Linked DNA regions of Homo sapiens: region 2 is linked to region 1. Evidence: read pairs that join two places in POLR2A ChIA-PET (ENCODE). Cell type or tissue: Panc1. All regions are shown on one strand. Links, peaks and the distances in the headings refer to the core of each region. The heading gives the core; the rest is flanking DNA.

Evidence for each region. Peaks named below come from ENCODE experiments on the same cell type or tissue, not always from the same donor. Only the 100,000 strongest peaks of a DNase experiment are listed, where the experiment ranks them.
Region 2: POLR2A ChIA-PET joins it to region 1 with 11 read pairs; 6 of 35 experiments call an interaction of 5 or more read pairs at or near these places.

The regions. Positions count from the first base shown.
Region 1 is chr2:10,152,911-10,161,237 of GRCh38, reverse strand. LOC124906144 (small nucleolar RNA SNORA2/SNORA34 family) reads left to right here and starts at 6,032; the gene lies at 6,032-6,166. It also overlaps a transcript of RRM2 not described here. In Panc1, for the core only: no CTCF peak of the experiment used is centred there; no DNase peak of the experiment used is centred there.
Region 2 is chr2:10,379,488-10,387,814 of GRCh38, reverse strand. The region is part of intron 1 of HPCAL1 (hippocalcin like 1); the gene reads right to left. Among named protein-coding and RNA genes, the nearest start is that of SNORA80B, 63 kb to the left of the region's middle. RefSeq lists enhancers at 4,213-4,866, 4,867-5,522. In Panc1, for the core only: no CTCF peak of the experiment used is centred there; a DNase peak (open chromatin) is centred at 1,564; H3K4me3 peaks cover 1,104 bases; H3K27ac peaks cover 7,692 bases.

The DNA of each region.
Region 1 (8,327 bases), core at 55-8,054:
AAAATGCAAACATTTAGTCAGGCATGGTGGTGCATGTCTGTGGTCCCAGCTACTTGGGAGGCTGAGGTGGGAGGATTGCTTGAGTCTGGGAGGTTGCAGTGAGCTGAGATCACGCACACTCCAGCCTGGGCCACAGAGCGAGACCCTGTGTCAAAAAACAAAACAAAAAAAGAACTACCAGCCTGGGACAGGGTGGAGCTCAGTGCTGTGTAGCTCAGACCACGCTTTCTGCAGCCCCAAAGAGGGAGGCTCGGAAGGACGGAGCGACCAGCTAGGAAACAATTCCACAGAGAGGCAGGGCTGGGGGTCTCAGGGCCAGGCCAGCTTCAGAAAGCCTGGTGGGAGCACTGCAGGGGCGCAGGCAACAGGGCAGACAGAGGTGGCCAGGAAGGTCCTGGCTTCCCAAGAAAGCAGCCAGCTCACCTGGCGGGGGCAGGGCTCCAGGAAAGACTGAAAATACAGTGGGCTGCATGGTGCAGTGTCCTGACGTCCAGGGGTTTGGCCTGAGATGTGGGCGGAGCAGGCAGGGAAGCCATCAGATGCCCTGAGACTGGTCTGGCAGGCGGGGGTGGTCTGCACGGGTGGTCCTGGGGCAGAGGCAGAGGGGAGAGGGGACCCAAACCTCTATGGTGAATATGGGAAGGAAGGAGAGGAGCTGGGCATGAGGGAACCGCCTTAAATCCAAGCAGCCTCTAGGGAGGAGCCCCTGCCCATGCCAGCCTCCTCTCCCTGGTCTGCATGGCTCCCCTTGCTGGGTTCCACACAGTAGGCACCTTCGGTCGATTTGCTCAAAGCTGCAGGGCCCGATGGGCAAGCCCGAGGTGAAGCTCTTGGGTTTCCTGGAGTCTCCACTCAGCACCACTCCGTGCAGGCAGCAGGGACCCTGGGATTAACCAGACTTTGGCACCGCTCCCCAGGGGCCCACATCTTGTCAGGGAGTGAGATGCTGTCAGCTCAGAAGGCATTTGGATTTGATACAAAATGCTGGGGAGCAGTGAAATGAAAAGCTAGCACAGGACAATCAGGAAGGCTTCCTGGAAAGGGGTGCAGCTCAGGTGAAACCCGAACTATGTGCAAGGCGTAGGGGAGGGTATCTAGGCTGAGCCCAGCATGAGCAGAAGACGGCAGCCCATAAGAGCAGGAACCCCCTGGTTTGCCTGGGATGTAGGCGCACACAGGAAATCACACAAGAGCAGGGAAGAAACTCATCACAGAGGGCCTGGAGGGGCAGGGAGAGGGGGCTGGACTTTCCCCCGAGGGCCCTGGGGATGCACTAAGCACAAAGGGTAAGAGCAGAGCTGTGTCCTCAAGGAGAGCCGGGCCTCCTGGGCGCTTCCCACCTCCAGCCACCTCCCTCACCAGCAGAAAGCACAATCGTGAGGCTACAGAGAAACTGGGGGGCAGGCTCCCAGGGCTCCTTCAAGCCAGCGTTTCTGAAACGCTGGGCTCTTCTCCCTGGAGAGGCTTCTGGGAAACAAAGATCTGAGTGTTGGGGAAAAGCTCCAGTCTCCATCTCTGTGTGTGTGAACACACAATACAGCGGCCAATAAAGGCTCTGAGCAGCCCTGCAGGAAGGAAGCCTCTTTAACCGTTTCAACCCAGTGACGCCTAAACCTCAGTCATCCTGGAGTCTTTCTTTTCTTGCTGCACCATTAAAATCCTGTTTGAAAAACACCGCTCAGAGCTCCACCTTCTGTGAGGGCCTCGTGGAAAGACCCTGTGTCTGATCTGGGCCCAGGGGTCAAATTCAGTGCATGGAACTGAGTCGGAGGAGAGACCCGCCTAGGCCAGACCTCAGTCTCCTGAGAATTAGATACAGGAGTGGACACTATGCAAAGGCTGGCAGCCAAAAGACAGGTCTCTGGAAGAACCAAAGACTCAGCGACATTCCCAGGCTGAGGGCGAGAACCAGTCAGGGGAAAATGCTGGTGTCACCTCCTCGGATCCCTCTGGGGCTTTGCTCATCGTCTGGGTACCTGGGGCACCTGGTAGCCACTGTTTACAGCTCTTCAACTACTCAAGCCTTTGGGCTAAGGGTGTCTCCACCCACAAGGGAGTGGTCTTATCTCATTTAGGGATACAGCCCCTTTGAAAATGTCACCCACCCCCACCTTACCTCTCAGTACCAGAGGTGAACAAAAATTAGGGCCAATTTGGTCCCCATTGGAAACTGACTTCCACCTCTTGACAAGAGAGTGTGATATAAATGACTCATTTATGGAAGAAGACGTCCAAAGGACCGATGATCTGGGCCAGCCCCGCGGCACTGTTCTCACTACTACTTGGTTCTCCAAGGTGAAGGTCTGGGGACGAGCTCTCCTAGGCCTGCCCAGGTTGGGTCAGGTCAGTGTCAGCTTCTGCCTGGTCATAGCTGACCAGCTGACCAACCCCGAGCTCCCGGGAGAGAAGGCCACTCCTCGGAAGCACCCAGCTGTTCCCCAGCTGGGGCAGCCAGGCCTTCCTCAGAGCACGGCCCCGGCCCCCATGCCAGTCTCCCGCTTGGCTGCTTATTATTGAAATTCAAATAAGCATAATAAGTTTGAGGGCCCCTATTACTCCAGACACAGAAAATGAAATTAGTGAGCACAGACACTGCAATTGTATTCCAACCTCATCCTTTGGGTAAGGAAGGTGAGGGGAGGAAGAGCATCGGAGCCAGGGCTGCTTCATCCAACAGAGCTGCTTCATCACAGCCCGGAGTTAGGGCAGGCAGCAGAGGTGGCTCAGGGACCCCTCACCCTCTGTACTGAGTGCCTCAGATGGAAAGACATGGCCAAGACCCCTTTGCTCACCTAATCTCCCAGAGGCAGGCAGCATGGGGTGGCAGGAGTTGTGCAGGGGGATGATGGAAGGCTGTAGGTTCAAATCCTGGCCAGGCCACTTACAGGCTACATGAGCACAAGCCAGAATAATGATGCGCAGGAAGTTCGCGAGCGCTTTCCTGTGCCAGAACTGCTGACCGCTTTGTATCACCCCCTCACCCACTCAACAATCTGCGGAGCTCTACTGACACCCATTTCGTACATGGGAAAATGGAGAGCTCAGAAGAGTTAAATGACCTGGATTCTCTGAGCCTTGTTATTTTTTTCATCCGTAAAATCAAGGTAGCCATCCCATCTCAAAGGGTTGTGGCAAGGATTACATATGGCAGCATTTATGAAGATGACCAGAGGTGTTTGACACAGGTGAGTACCCAATAATGCTCTTCCCAGAAATGCATTCATTTAGTCACTTACCCCTCCTCTCATTCATTCCTTTATTCCTTCATTTATTCATGAACTCATTTATTTAAAATAAATAGGCCAGCTGTGATGCCCGAGGTTCCAACATTAGGCATTCTACTAGGTTACGCCATGGAAGGTTCTCACTAAAATACGTCACCTGCCCCTTTACAAGTTCAGTTCCTATGGGCAGGGTTGGTTTGCAGAGCAAGGAGCAAAACTGAGCCATTAGTTGCCTCTAATAGAGTTATTCATAATTTTAAAAATGAAATGCACAAATGCCAATCAGGGGTAGAATGAACAAACTGTAGTATAGTCAAACAATGGAATACTCTCTACAGCAACAAAAAAGATTACAGCTACCTGCAACACAGTCTCACAAGCATAATGTTGAGTCAAGCCAAAAAAGGGCACCAAAAAGTGTACCATCCTTGATCCTGTCTGCATAAAGTACCACACCGAGCAGCGGCCATCTCTGGGGATGGAAGTGGAGATGGAGGCGCCTTAGTGTGGTCAGGACTGGGAGGAGCCAAGAGGGGTTTCCTGGGTGCTAATGATGTTCTCTTTCTCCATCTGGAGGCTGACTTCACAAGTGCATACACTTTGAGAAAAGGCATCGAGCTGTGCTCTTATGATGTGTGCATTTTTCTGTAGTGTAATAATTTAGTTTAAAAAAATGTCTATTAGGGCCAGTTGCAGTGGCTGACTCCTGTAATCCCAGCACTTTGAGAAGCAGAGGCAGGCAGATCACCTGAGGTCAGGAGTTCAAGACCAGTCTGGCCAACATGGTGAAACCCCGTCTCTACTAAAAATACAAAAAATTAGCCGGGCGCGGTGGCGGGCGCCTGTAGTCCCAGCTACTCGGGAGGCCGAGGCAGGAGAATGGCGTGAACCTGGGAAGCGGAGCTTGCAGTGAGCCGAGATTGCGCCACTGCAGTCCGCAGTCCGGCCTGGGCGACAGAGCGAGACTCCATCTCAAAAAAAAAAAAAAAAAAAAAAAGAAATGGGCTGAGCTCAGAAACTCCCTTCCTCCAACACACTACCATTGATTCCAGCATCTGAAACGTTCCTCTGGCTGGGCACTGTGGCTGAAGCCTATAATCCCATCACTTTGGGAGCCCAAGGGGAGGCAGAAGGATCACTCGAGCCTGGTTGTTCAAGACCAGCCTGGCAGCATAGCGAAACCCTGTCTCTACCAAAAAATACAAAAAGTAGCCGGGTGTGGTGGCGTGGGCCTGTAATCCCAGCTACTCAGGAGGCTGAGGTAGGAGGATGGCTTGAGCCCAGGAGGCGGAAGTTACAGGGAGCTGAGGTTGCACCACTGCACTCCAGCCTAGGTGACAGAGACCCTGTCCCAATCAATCAGTCAATCAATCAAGCAGTCCCTCACACATTGTCAAAGCTCAATAAGTAGGGAATGAAAGAATAATGAACATGGCCTAGCTTTTGCACCTCTGTTCTCTCTTTCTGTGAGAACTTTCCCAGGAGGCAAGAACCCTGGTGTGCTGTTCCCAGCTCCCCAGACGACTGGAGACACAGCTGGACCCCCAGAGAGGACCCCACTGCCCAGGACTGCCCCTTCCCCTGCTCACAGCATTCAGTGAGTGCCCTGATAGGTCTTACAGGCCTGGGAGCTGTTTCTTCTTTAAGACTGTACATATCTCTGATCCATTATAGCAAGCTTGTCCAACCCGTAGCCCAGAACGGCTTTGAATGTGGCCCAACACAAATTTATAAACTTTCTTAAAACATTATGAGTTTGTGATTTTTAATTGTTTTTAGCTCATCAGCTATCGTTAGTGTTAGTGTATTTTATGTGTGACACAAGCCAATTCTCCTTCCAATGTGGCCAAGGGAAGCCAAAAGATTGGACACCCCTGCCTTACAGGCTAACTGAAAAGTGAGCTCTGAGAGCAGTTAGAGCTCCAAGGTCTAGAGGGGCTTACTGGGGTGCCAGCAGGGTTCTTCCTGTAGACTCAGGCAGACTCAGGCCAGAGAAACCCAGTCCTCAGGAGAGCAGTGTGGGCTGGCGGGCTCTGGAGTCAGACATCCCGCTCTGGAAGATGACCTGAGTGGCTCTGCCTGCGGTGCACAAGCTCCTTGGGCTGTAGCCTCCTTATCCTCAACAGAGAGCCCATGTCATTGTGCGAACTTTCACCTCGCTAGGGGCACAGTGGAGCCAGGTAACCCTGACTCAGCGCTGCTTCCCAGGGAGGGGACGCAGCTCTGGGCGAACTCTTTGCCACTGTTCTGGAGGAAATCCAGCTGGAGAGCACTGGAAGTGGAGGGCCAGTGTCTCCCAGGTCAGGCCCAGTGGCTCATGGGTCTGCAGCTGCTGATGATCAAATGAAGATCAGAGGCGTTTAGGCAGAAAGGAGGCATTCTGGACTGGAACAGAAGAGGGGGAGGAATCAGAGGGTGGAGGAGAGCCCGGGAACCCCTCAGTAATGGGGAGTGGGAGACCAGATACCCACCCCACCCCTCATTTCATAGTAACGAAACCAGGGCCTGGCAGTGCGGCCTGAGCTGGGGACACACCAAGCTCAGTCTAATTCCAGGCCCACATCCCCTCCACTCCTCCCTCCGGGCTGCCCCCTGGCTCACCGGCTGGATGGATGAATGAGCAAGGTACCTTCTGTCCACAGCAAAAGGGCATAGAGAGAAAACCCAGAGGAGGGAGCCTCATGTAGCCAGGTGGAAATTAACAATAATACTCAGATGTACAAAATACTTATTTATTTCTCTGCAATTTATCTAACCATTTTCACAAGACTCCATGAATGTAAACTTGCTAATTAAAGAAACCCCATTAGGCCCTGAATCAAGACTAGTGTTTTGCTGTAGCTGTTGGTTTCAAACAGGATCCGAGAGTGATGTCTTCCTTGTGGTCTGTTCACTGCTCAGTATCCCAGTGTCAGTGGCCAATTCAGTTGGAAGCAACATGGTCTTGAATATAAAGCCACTGTTTTTTTTTTTACAGAGCAATTTAACTATGTTAGGCTTAAGAATCAGGAACTTACAGCCCGGGCACAGTGGCTCATGCCTGTAATCCCAGCACTTTGGGAGGCCGAGGCAGGCGGATCACCTGAGGTCGGGAGTTCAAGACCAGCCTGGCCAACATGGAGAAACCACGTCTCTACTAAAAATACAAAATTAGCCAGGCATGGTGGCGCATGCCTGTAATCCCAGCTACTTGGGAAGGCTGAGGCAGGAGAATCACTTGAACCCGGGAGGCAGAGGTTGCAGTGAGCCGAGATCGCGCCACTGCACTCCAGCCTGGGCAACAAGAGTGAAACACAGTCTCAAAAAAAAAAAAAAAAAAAAAGAATCAGGACTTACTCTGTGGAGACAGGGACTTAACCAAAATAATATTTATTAGCCACTCAGCGGAACTTGGTCCTCCTCCTTTCTTCCCACCTCCTCCCTTTCCCCCTCAAGATCACTTGCTTGCTTTGTGACTGTTAGGATATTGACCATGCAACCTCATACTGCCTGATAATTTTTTTTTTTTTTTTTTGAGATGGAGTCTCGCTCTGTCACCCAGGCTGGAGTGCAATGATGCCATCTTGACTCACTGCAACCTCTGTGCGCCCACCCCCCACCCAACCACCCACCAGGTTCAAGCAATTCTCCTGCCTCAGCCTCCCAAGTAGCTGGGACTACAGGTGTGTGCCACCACACCCAGCTAATTTTTGTATTTATTTTAGTAGAGGCGAGGTCTCGCTATGTTGGCCAGGCTGGTCTAGAACCCCTGACCTCAAGCGATCTGCCCGCCTAGGCCTCCCAAAGTGCTGGGATTACAGGCGTGAGCCACCACGCCCAGCCTGCCTGGCAATATTTAATTTTAATTCACATTTATGCTGATGGTCCATACTTCAGTTCATCACTGGGGAACTTAGGTGTTGACTACAGCTAACTAACCCCAGAGGGAATATGCTTTTTTAAAAATACTCTTTAATTGTGGTAAAACATAGGTAACCCAATGTACCATTTTAATCATTTTTAACTGTGCCATTCAATGGTATTATGAATATTCACAATCTTGTGCAACCATCAACAATTTCTTTTCCAGAACTTTTCCATCAGCCCAAACAGAAACTCTACCTGTTCAACAGCACCTCTCCCTTCTCCCCTCCCCAGTCCCTGCTATTCTACTGTCCTATTTTCCATCTCTATAAATTTTCCTGGGAATTTGCTTTTTTAAGCCACTATACTGGTCTGTGTTTTATACTTGGCAGCAAGAAAAAGTTCTCAGTGCTTTTGGGTCTTGTCTTATTTGTTGGACATTCTGGTAAAATCATTTTTGGATTAAAGGTAGGCAAGGGGTGAGGGAGGGAGCAGAGAATCGCTGTGAGGCTTGCTGAGAACTATGCCAATCTTAGCTTACTGTTTCCCTTGGTATTGCTGATGGCTTTTCCTCTTTTTTTCCTAGAGAAGAAAAAAACAGAAACCTCGGCCTATATGGGGCCTTGTATAATAGCTTGACACAGCAGAGGAGCTGGTGGGTCCTCTCTCTCCTCCCAGAAACCGGCTCAAAGAGAACAGAAAAATAAACCCCAATCTCCAACCTCATACCATACACAAAAATTAACTAACAAGGCAGCAGAGACCTAAATGTAAAAACTATGAAGTACCTAGAAGAAAACATCTTTGTATCGCAGAGTCAAAAAAGATCTTTTTTTGGAGACAGGGCCTCACTCTGTCACCCAGGCTGGAGTGCAGTGGCATGATCTTGGCTCACTGCAACCTCCGCCTCCTAGATTCAAGTGATTCTCCTTCCTCAGCCTCCCGAGTAGCTGGGACTACAGGTGCGCGCCAGCACACACTCAGCTGATTTTTGTATTTTTGGTAGAGACAGGATTTCACAATGTTGGCTAGGCTGGTCTCAAACTCCTGACCTCAAGTGATTCACCTACTTTGGCCTCCCAAAGTGCTGGGATTACAGGCATGAGCCACCACACCCGGCCCTTTGATCCCTTCATTCATCAACACCTAGGTTGTTTCCATATCGTGGCTAATGTGAATAATGCTGCAATTAACACAGGAGTGCAGCTATCTTTACAAGGTGGTGATATAATTTCCTTTGGTCAGTCATATGGTAGTTCT
Region 2 (8,327 bases), core at 56-8,055, 230 kb before region 1:
TTACCTACACTCGCAGGTCCAGGTATGACCAGCTAACACTCCAGGTGCTGTCATCTGCTGGGCAGAGATGCAAAGATTCAGGCATCGGAATAAGTGTCCCTTGCAGGTGTTCAGACCACAAGTCACCTTTCACCTGTTGGTCACTGTCACATGAGTTGGGGCCACAAGCCTCTCTGAGTACCACTGTTAAACTTTCTAAAGTTGTGTTCGTAATGATACCGGAAGAGCAAGACAAAGGACCAACAGGAATGCAGTTTGGAACCAGGGTCAGTATCGCCTGCTTACCAGCATGGGGCCACACTGTCCCTGGTGAGGTTGTCCCTGTGCCCACCTAGATGGCTCAGAAACAGCAGGCACCCAGAGCACCAGGAACGCTGTGGGGGTGAGAGGGTGGGGGAATACACCAAGCGCTTCTCCACGTGGACGTGCCCCACAGCAGCTAGAGCCAGTCCCCAGTGCGTCACCGCATGGCCCTCGGCCAGTCACCCTTCCTCCAGGACTGCTTCCTCCACGGTACCGTGGGCATCCCACTGCTCCTCCATGCCCTTCCTGAGGAGGCCGTGAGGCTGGCACAAGGAGGTGGATTCACACGCGACTACTCTTTGGACTCATGGTCCTTAACACAGAAGGCTGAATGTGGCACTTACGGGTCCCCTCAGGAGCCCTTGACTGCCACATCCTGTTCCACCTGCTCCTCATGGGTGCTGGACAGGTACAGACCATCCCCCCATCTGCAGATGAGAAACAGGCTCTGAGCCACTTGCCCCGGGCGACACAGCCACCAGCACTGCACCAGGAATCACACTTGGGCCCACCTGGCCTGCAAGCCCCGCTTCTCCCACTGGCCACTCCCTGGGCACTGTCCCTGCCTCATGTGGAGGCCAGAGACCAACTCTCACCCAGAGAGCAATAAGAGAGGGAGGAAAGCAGCCCCAGTGAGCCATTGCAGTGAAATTAAGCAATGCCGTGCAAGGCGGTGCAGAGGGTGGGTAGGGCCTGAGGTGGGTCCATGGAGAGGTGGAAGGGGTCCAGGCAGCGGGGCTGGTGGGGGGTGCTCCAGCTGGCCATCTGAAGCGTGGTCTCCTCCACCAAGCTCCAAGGCCCCTGCCACTGATGACAACCTCCTGCAGCTCCCCCAGCCTGCAGACCTTTGTGGTTTGGCATTCAAAGCCCCTGACACCCACCTGAGTCCTCAATCTCACCCAGTGGGCAGATTAAAGATGCCAAAAATTTGAGACTCTCCCACACTGCCATCTCACACAACCTCACCCCCTCCCAGGGCCCTGGGCCACTTGGGAGGGCTTACCTGTAACCTGGGGGGGGGTCTTTCTCCCCACATCAAAGCCCCTGCCCAGCATCTGCAGCCAGGGGGACTCTCAATAAACATGTAAATGATTCCACAGACCCACTCAGTGCTGAAACAACAACCAAAGAATAAACATTAAATGAATGAGTCAGCGAGTAGGCAGCTCAGAGCATGGAGCCACGCAAGAGAGGCCAGGGAGGAAGGACCAAGCCCATTCACGGAGGGCTTTGAATACTGAATTCAGGCTGCATTTGGCAACAGGGAGCCATGGTGGGCTCTTGAGCAATGGACCCAGAGGATCAACATGGTGGCCCAGGCAAGATGGAAGGCACATGTCTAAACCGACATCAGGGAGGCCCTGAGGAGGTGAGGGAGCAACCTAGGCTGGGGTGTGGCTGGCCCATGTGAAAGTCCGAGATGTTCAAGAGCGACTGTGACGTTATGTGGCTCAGCTTGTCACACGCAAGTCCTGCTGTGTTATCGACATTAATATTCTAATTGCCAGACAGCCGTAAAACCCAAGGCCAGCACATGCTCAGTGGCCAGAGGCTTCCCAAACAGGCAGAGCAGGAAGAAAAGCCCCCAGAGAGGAGAGGCTCCGGACACCCCCCGACACGAGGCCGACAAATCAGCAGCCTGGAACCAGGCGTCCAGGGCAGTGGGGGATTAAGCCAAATTCTCCTGCTGAAATCACTTAATCAGGAGCCTACAGAACATGTGGGGGCTCGGCTGCAGATGAAGGAATAAGTCATCTGAAAACAGAAATAAATTATTCATTCCCTGCAAATGAGCAGCCTCTGGGTTCCCACAGCAGCCGTCGCGCCACAAACATCCAAAAGGCTCGGCAAATCCTATTAGTGACACCACGCGGCCAAGCAGACACCGGATTCTGCCATCGTCCATGCAGACAGCTTGCCGTGATCTCCTCTACAGCTTCTCATTCTGCATCCGCAAGTGAAATCAGCCCAGCACATTGGATGAAAAAATCACAGCCCAGCCCGGCCTCCGAGAGAAGCAGCAAGTGTCTGCACCCAAGGAACTTGGATCACCAAGCCTCCCTGCCAGGGAAGCAAGCCTGGAGCAGGTGCTTGCTAGAATGCAGATTCCTGGGCCCTGTCCCACACAACCTCCAGGGGTTCAGCCCTGCATTCCCGACAAGTGACCGGGAGCTGAAGCCACCAGTAGGAAGCACTGGGGTCCTGGAGTCCCCCAGGGACGTAAGCTCGGCAGGCCAGCCTCACGCCACTGGGCAGCCTTAGGTCAGATTCTCAGCCTCTCCAGGCCCAGGGGCTGGGAGGGGCTGATGGGAAGATGGCAAGGACCACCGCACAGCTGCTCACTCACATGCGCACTCAGTGGAGGCCACTCATGGTGGGGTCTTCCTGTCACCTCTATCTTTTTTTTTTTTTTTGAGACGGAGTCTTGCTCTATCGCCAGGCTGGCTCACTGCAACCTTCACCTCCCGGGTTCAAGTGATTCTCCTGCCTCAACCTCCCAAGTAGCTGGGATTACAGGCGTGTGCCACCATGCCCAGCTAATTTTTGTATTTTTAGTAGAGACGGGGTTTCACCATGTTGGCCAGGATGGTCTCCATCTCTTGACCTTGTGATCCACCCACCTCGGCCTCCCAAAGCGTTGGGATTACAGGCATGAGCCACCGCACCCAGCCTGTCGCCTCTATCTTTATTTTCACATCTTTGATTTCAGTCTGCTCAGCTCACTTCACAATCAGAAAGAGAAGTCTTGAGGCTTTCTTTAAAAGTGCCAGCCCCGGCTGCCACTGCACTGTTTACTCTGCCTAGAACACTCCCTAACTCCCCAGTGAACTGCTCTTCCTTCAGACCCCAGCTCAGGGTCCCTCCCTAGGGAAGCCCCTGAAACTCCCAGCTGCTGGCTTTCATAGCACTGAGCACCTCCCCTTCATCCACTCTGCCACCGAGATTCCACTTTTCTGGGATTTGCAGATTAGCATCTGTAGCCCCATGGGGGAGGGGGCCTTGCCCCAGTGCCCAGCACAGCACCGTGCACCAAGCAAGCATGGCAGTTTGTGGAGGGCAGTAGTGAGTGTGAGCGAGGGGACACCACAGATGGTAACCTGGGCTCTCCTCTCTCCCCAGGGTGGGTGCCCAAAACCCTTCCCTCCAGACATCCCACGGGGATGTGTGGAGGGTGTTCTCTCCCTCCACCCCTCTCCTCCCACAAGGGGTATTTTGCAAGAACACCACTGGCAGCCCCATCCACTCCTAGTGAGGGGAAGCAGCTCATCTGATGTGACTGAAGAAAGAAATGACCTTCCTGCCGGGCCGCCACCTCCCTCACCTTGTCCCCACCCTGAGGGAGGAGGTCTGGGGTTGTTCTTTTGTCTGCCTAGGATTGGGAAGTTTATTTTAAAGGGTGGGGCAAGTATTAGGATGCTGATTCTTGCCATGGAGCCAGCTTACCAATCCAGAGCCACCAGCAAAAGGTGTGTGTGTGTGTGGGTGTGTGTGTGTACGCGATGTATATGCATGTGTAATTATATGTACACACATATAATTTAGTGACTTCAACCTGAGTGATTTTCCCGGGTACATTTGGCAATGTCTGGAGATATTTTTGGTTATTACAACTGGGGAGTTGAGGGGACATGCCTACCAGCATCTTATGGGTAGGGCCAAGGATACTGCTCAATACCCCACAATGCACAGGACAGCCCCCCCTTCCCCGCACACACCAAAGAATTATGCTTCTCCAAATGGCAACAGTGCTGAGGTGAGGAGACTCGACAAATATATTCCCCTACTGGTCACCTCTTAGATTTACCTTTTTTTTCTTTTCTTTTCTTTTTTTTTTGAGAAAGGGTCTCACTCAGGGCTGGGTGGCTCACACTTGTAATCCCAGCACTTTGGCAGGCTGAAGTGGGCAGATCACTTGAGGCCAGGAGTTTGAGACCAGCCTGGCCAACATAGTGAAACCCAGTCTCTACTAAAAATACAAAAATTAGCTGGGTGTGGTGGCAGGTGCCTGTAATCGCAGCTACTTGGCAGGCTGAGGCAAAAGAATTGCTTAAACTTGGGAGGTGGAGGTTGCAGTGAGCCGAGATCGTGCCACTGCACTCCAGCCTGGGCAACAGAGCAAGATGCGGTCTGAAAAAAAAGGGGGGTGGGTCTCACTCTGTCACCCAGGCTGGAGCACAGTGGCGCGATCTTGGCTCACTGCAGCCTCAACCTCTTGGGCTCAAGTGATCCTCCTACCTCAGCCTCCTGAGTAGCTGGGACCACAGGCACATGACACCACGCCAGGCTAGTTTTGTTTACTTTTGTAGAGAGGAGGTCTTACTATGTTGCCCAGGCTGGTCAGGACTCCTGGGCTCAAGCAGTCCTCCTGCCTCAGCTTCCCAAAGTGCTGGGATGACAGGCATGAGCCGCCGCGCCCAGCCAGATTCACCTTTTGACTAGTTGCAGACTCTAATGGTAAGGGGTTGCAGATTAAACCACGCCTCATTCCCAGAGGAGGAGTCAAAGGTGCTGCAGGGTGTCCCGCACACCACTGCCCTGGAGAGTGGTGCACAAGCGAGCCGCCACTCCCCTCCTGTTCTTAAACAGGAAGGAGCTCGAGGAAACGCAGCTTCAAGTGCTCAGGAAAAGGGCTGAGTGCCCTGTGGTGTGGCTGGGCAGAAACAGGAAGGTGTGCAGCCTTCACGGCTGGTTTGCTGTGGAGAGCACACTCCCACACTCAGCAGCTGCAGCCGGGCACAGGAGGTCTTCACTGGGTCCCACACGGGAGCAGGGAGGGGGTGGTGCATGCGGCTTCTCATCCAGAACCTCATAGAGCTGTTTGGTTCCTGCCTCTACTCTAGCTGACTTGCTTGGGATGCGTGGCCCTCCACGCAGTGCTTTGCATGTGGTCATTTCCCTTTTTTTTTTTTTTTTTTTTAATTAATGAACTTTATTTTTTAGAGCTGTTTAGTTCACAGCAAAATCGCGTGGAAAGCACAGAGTTCTCTACATACCTCCTGCCCTCCCTACTACCAGGGTGGCTGTTTGTTACAACGGATGAACCCGCCTTGTCTCTTCACACGTCATTATCACCCAAGTCCGTAGGTTACATTAGGACTCACTGCTGGTGCTGTATATTCTATGGGTTTTGACAACTGTGCAATGACATGGCTCCCCCACTACAGTATCACACAGAGCAGTTTCACTGCCTTAAAAATGCCCTGTGCTCTGCCTGCTCATCCCTCCCTCCCTCCTAACCCGTAGGAACCACTGATCTGTTTATTATCTCCATCGCTTTGCCTTTCCTAGGATATCATAGAGTTGCAATCCTCCATAGGCATAGCCTTTTCAGATTGGCTTCTCTCACCTACTCATATGCAGATGAGTTCCCCCATGTCTTTTCATGGCTTGCTAGCTCATTTCTTCTTAGTGCTGTGGAATAATATTCCATTGTCTGGATGCACCACAGCTAATTTATCCATTCACCTGCTGAAGGACACCTTCGCTGCCTCCAAGTTCCAGCTGTTATGAATAATCGTGAATAAAGTCGCTATGAACACCCATGTGCAGGTTTTTGTGTGGACATAAGTTTTTTTAACTCCTCTGGGTAAATATCAAGGAGCATGATTGTTGGATCACAGGGTAAAAGTGTGTTTAGCTTTCTAAGGATTTGTCAAACTGTCTTCCAAGGTGGCTGTACTGTTTTGCGTTCCCACCAGCAGTGAGTGAGGCTTCCTGTGGCTTCACATCCTCCCTCGCATTTGGTGCTGAGTGTCCTGGATTTGGGCCATTCTCATCGGTGTTTGCTTTGATTTACAATTCCCTGACAGCCATTTGTTTTTAAGCCACATTACTTTAAGATCACACAGGACCAATCTTTACTGTGAACCAAAGTCTCAAAATTGCCATCAGGGATCCCAAATGACATGATGCTCTGGCGGCGCAGAGCACCTGGGCAGGAGGTGATATAAAGGGAGGATACCCCAAGTTGCCCAGAAGACAGGCTGACAAACATTGTCCCTGTAGTCCTGCCTGATGTGACAACGCCCTGTCTACACTGGAACACGAACATCTCCACGCAGTGCGCATTACAGTCCAGAAGGAGCGTCGCATCCACTTTGTCACTTAATGCCTGGAAACCCAGACCTGAGGTGGGAGGAAACTTGCTGGAGCCACACAGCGGGAAGGGAGAGTCAAGGTCCCTGTGCAGAGCTTTGGCTGGGGCTCAGCAGAGCCACGTCTCTGTTGTTCAAAGCACAACGTAACATCCTTGTGGAATCTTTAAGGAGCTTAGATGCCTCCTTGCTTAGACTAAGGGCCTATCTGGTATTTCACAGATACATGCATCTCCTGGGTGGTGCCCACCTCAGGGGCACCTGCACACCTCAGACCGGGCCATCAGGCATCCTGGGGCCCCACTCTGCTCACCAGCCCCCATGAGAACTCCGGGGCTGCCTCTGTCCTGCACAAGCACTGATCCAGAGGTCCCAGGCCATCAAGATCCCCAGCGGTTCCCACACTTGAACTTTCTTATCAGGGTGGTGGGCTGGTCTTCAAGCTGGAATAGAAGTCTCATTTAGGCACTCTTTCGCTTATTCAAAACATTCTTAATTGGACTCCTACTATGTGCCAGTCACCATCCTAAGATGCAGCAGAGAACAAGAATGATTCCTGTTTTCAAGGAACCCGCAGTGTGATAAGTGCCCAGGAGATTTTGCGGCCAATGATATGTGCCATAGGTGAGTGAGTGCAGGATGCCAGGGGAGTCCGCAGAAGGGCCTCCAGCCCCACCTGGAATCTGGGAAGGCTTCCCAGAGGAGGTGACATCTAAACAGAGACTTGAAGAGTGAATAATAGTCATGCAGAGAGAAAGAGAAAATGGGGAGGGGTGGGTTGTAGGGAGCAACCCTGCTAGGGACTTTACAAGAAGCTACACCCAGACAGAAGTAGCTCAGCCCTGCAGGAAGGTGGCCCTCTGTGGACACACCATGGAGGCCAGTGGGTGATGGCAGTCAGCACCCCCAGCTTTCTAGGCCTGAATGGATCACAGCTGGGGAGGCCTTTGGCCCAGAGCCAGAAGGCTTGTCCCAGCAGACTGGTCTGGCTGGAAAAATCCCAATTCAACAACACAAGCAGCGCACACCCACCCACACCCCTGCCCCAGCAGACCCTACATAAATAGTCCCCAGATCTCGTGGGCCCTGGTGTGCCCACTAAGATGGGGGCTGAGCCCAGGGGACATACATGTGGCTTATTTGCCAACCTGCCCACACACTTCCTCACTACCCCAGAGCACAGAAGCTGCTGTCTCCAGACCAAGCAAACCTTGCACACTTCTGACTGAGAGCTGCATTTGTTTTTCTTAATTGCGAATCTACTGTGGCCAAGGGAAAAGCCGCCCAACAATTGCACAACACACTCAGTCTGCAGCTCTGAGACGCAGGTACTCGTGCAATTAAATCTGTGCAGAGCTTTTCTGAAGTGGTTCTAATTCCTGCCTGGACCTCCAGATGGACTCAGGTCAGGAATCCACCTTCCCTAACAAGAGGGCATGCCTGACTTGGGGGAGCTTTGTCCAAAGTATTCATGGTTGGGCCACATCTGATTCCAGTTGAGGGGGGCTGCAGTATAGCCAGCATGGACAGACTAAGAAAGAGCCACTGGTTCTGAGTGTGCGCTCAAGCCTCTTCAATGCTATTGTCTCCCAAACCTATACTCTCATGAATGGACGACTCTATACTTAAACCAGAGTGCAAAGCCTGCCTTTAACCCTGTGAAATTTTATCTTATTTTCAGCTCATCTTTTCAAGCGACCAGAGCCTCTGGAATTTAATAGCATTCCAGTTTTGCACCCTTAGCCAATCTGATGTACATACCAGGGCTGATAAAGCAGATGGGGGAACTGCTGGCATGGTTAAGGCAAAGCCTATTGAGAGACATCCAGTGGTCATGGTCATCCCATCACTCAAGGCCTTGGAGGCCGGGCCATCGGACCATCTGCGCAGCTATCTAACTGTACCACTGCTCAGCTCCCATTGCAGAAG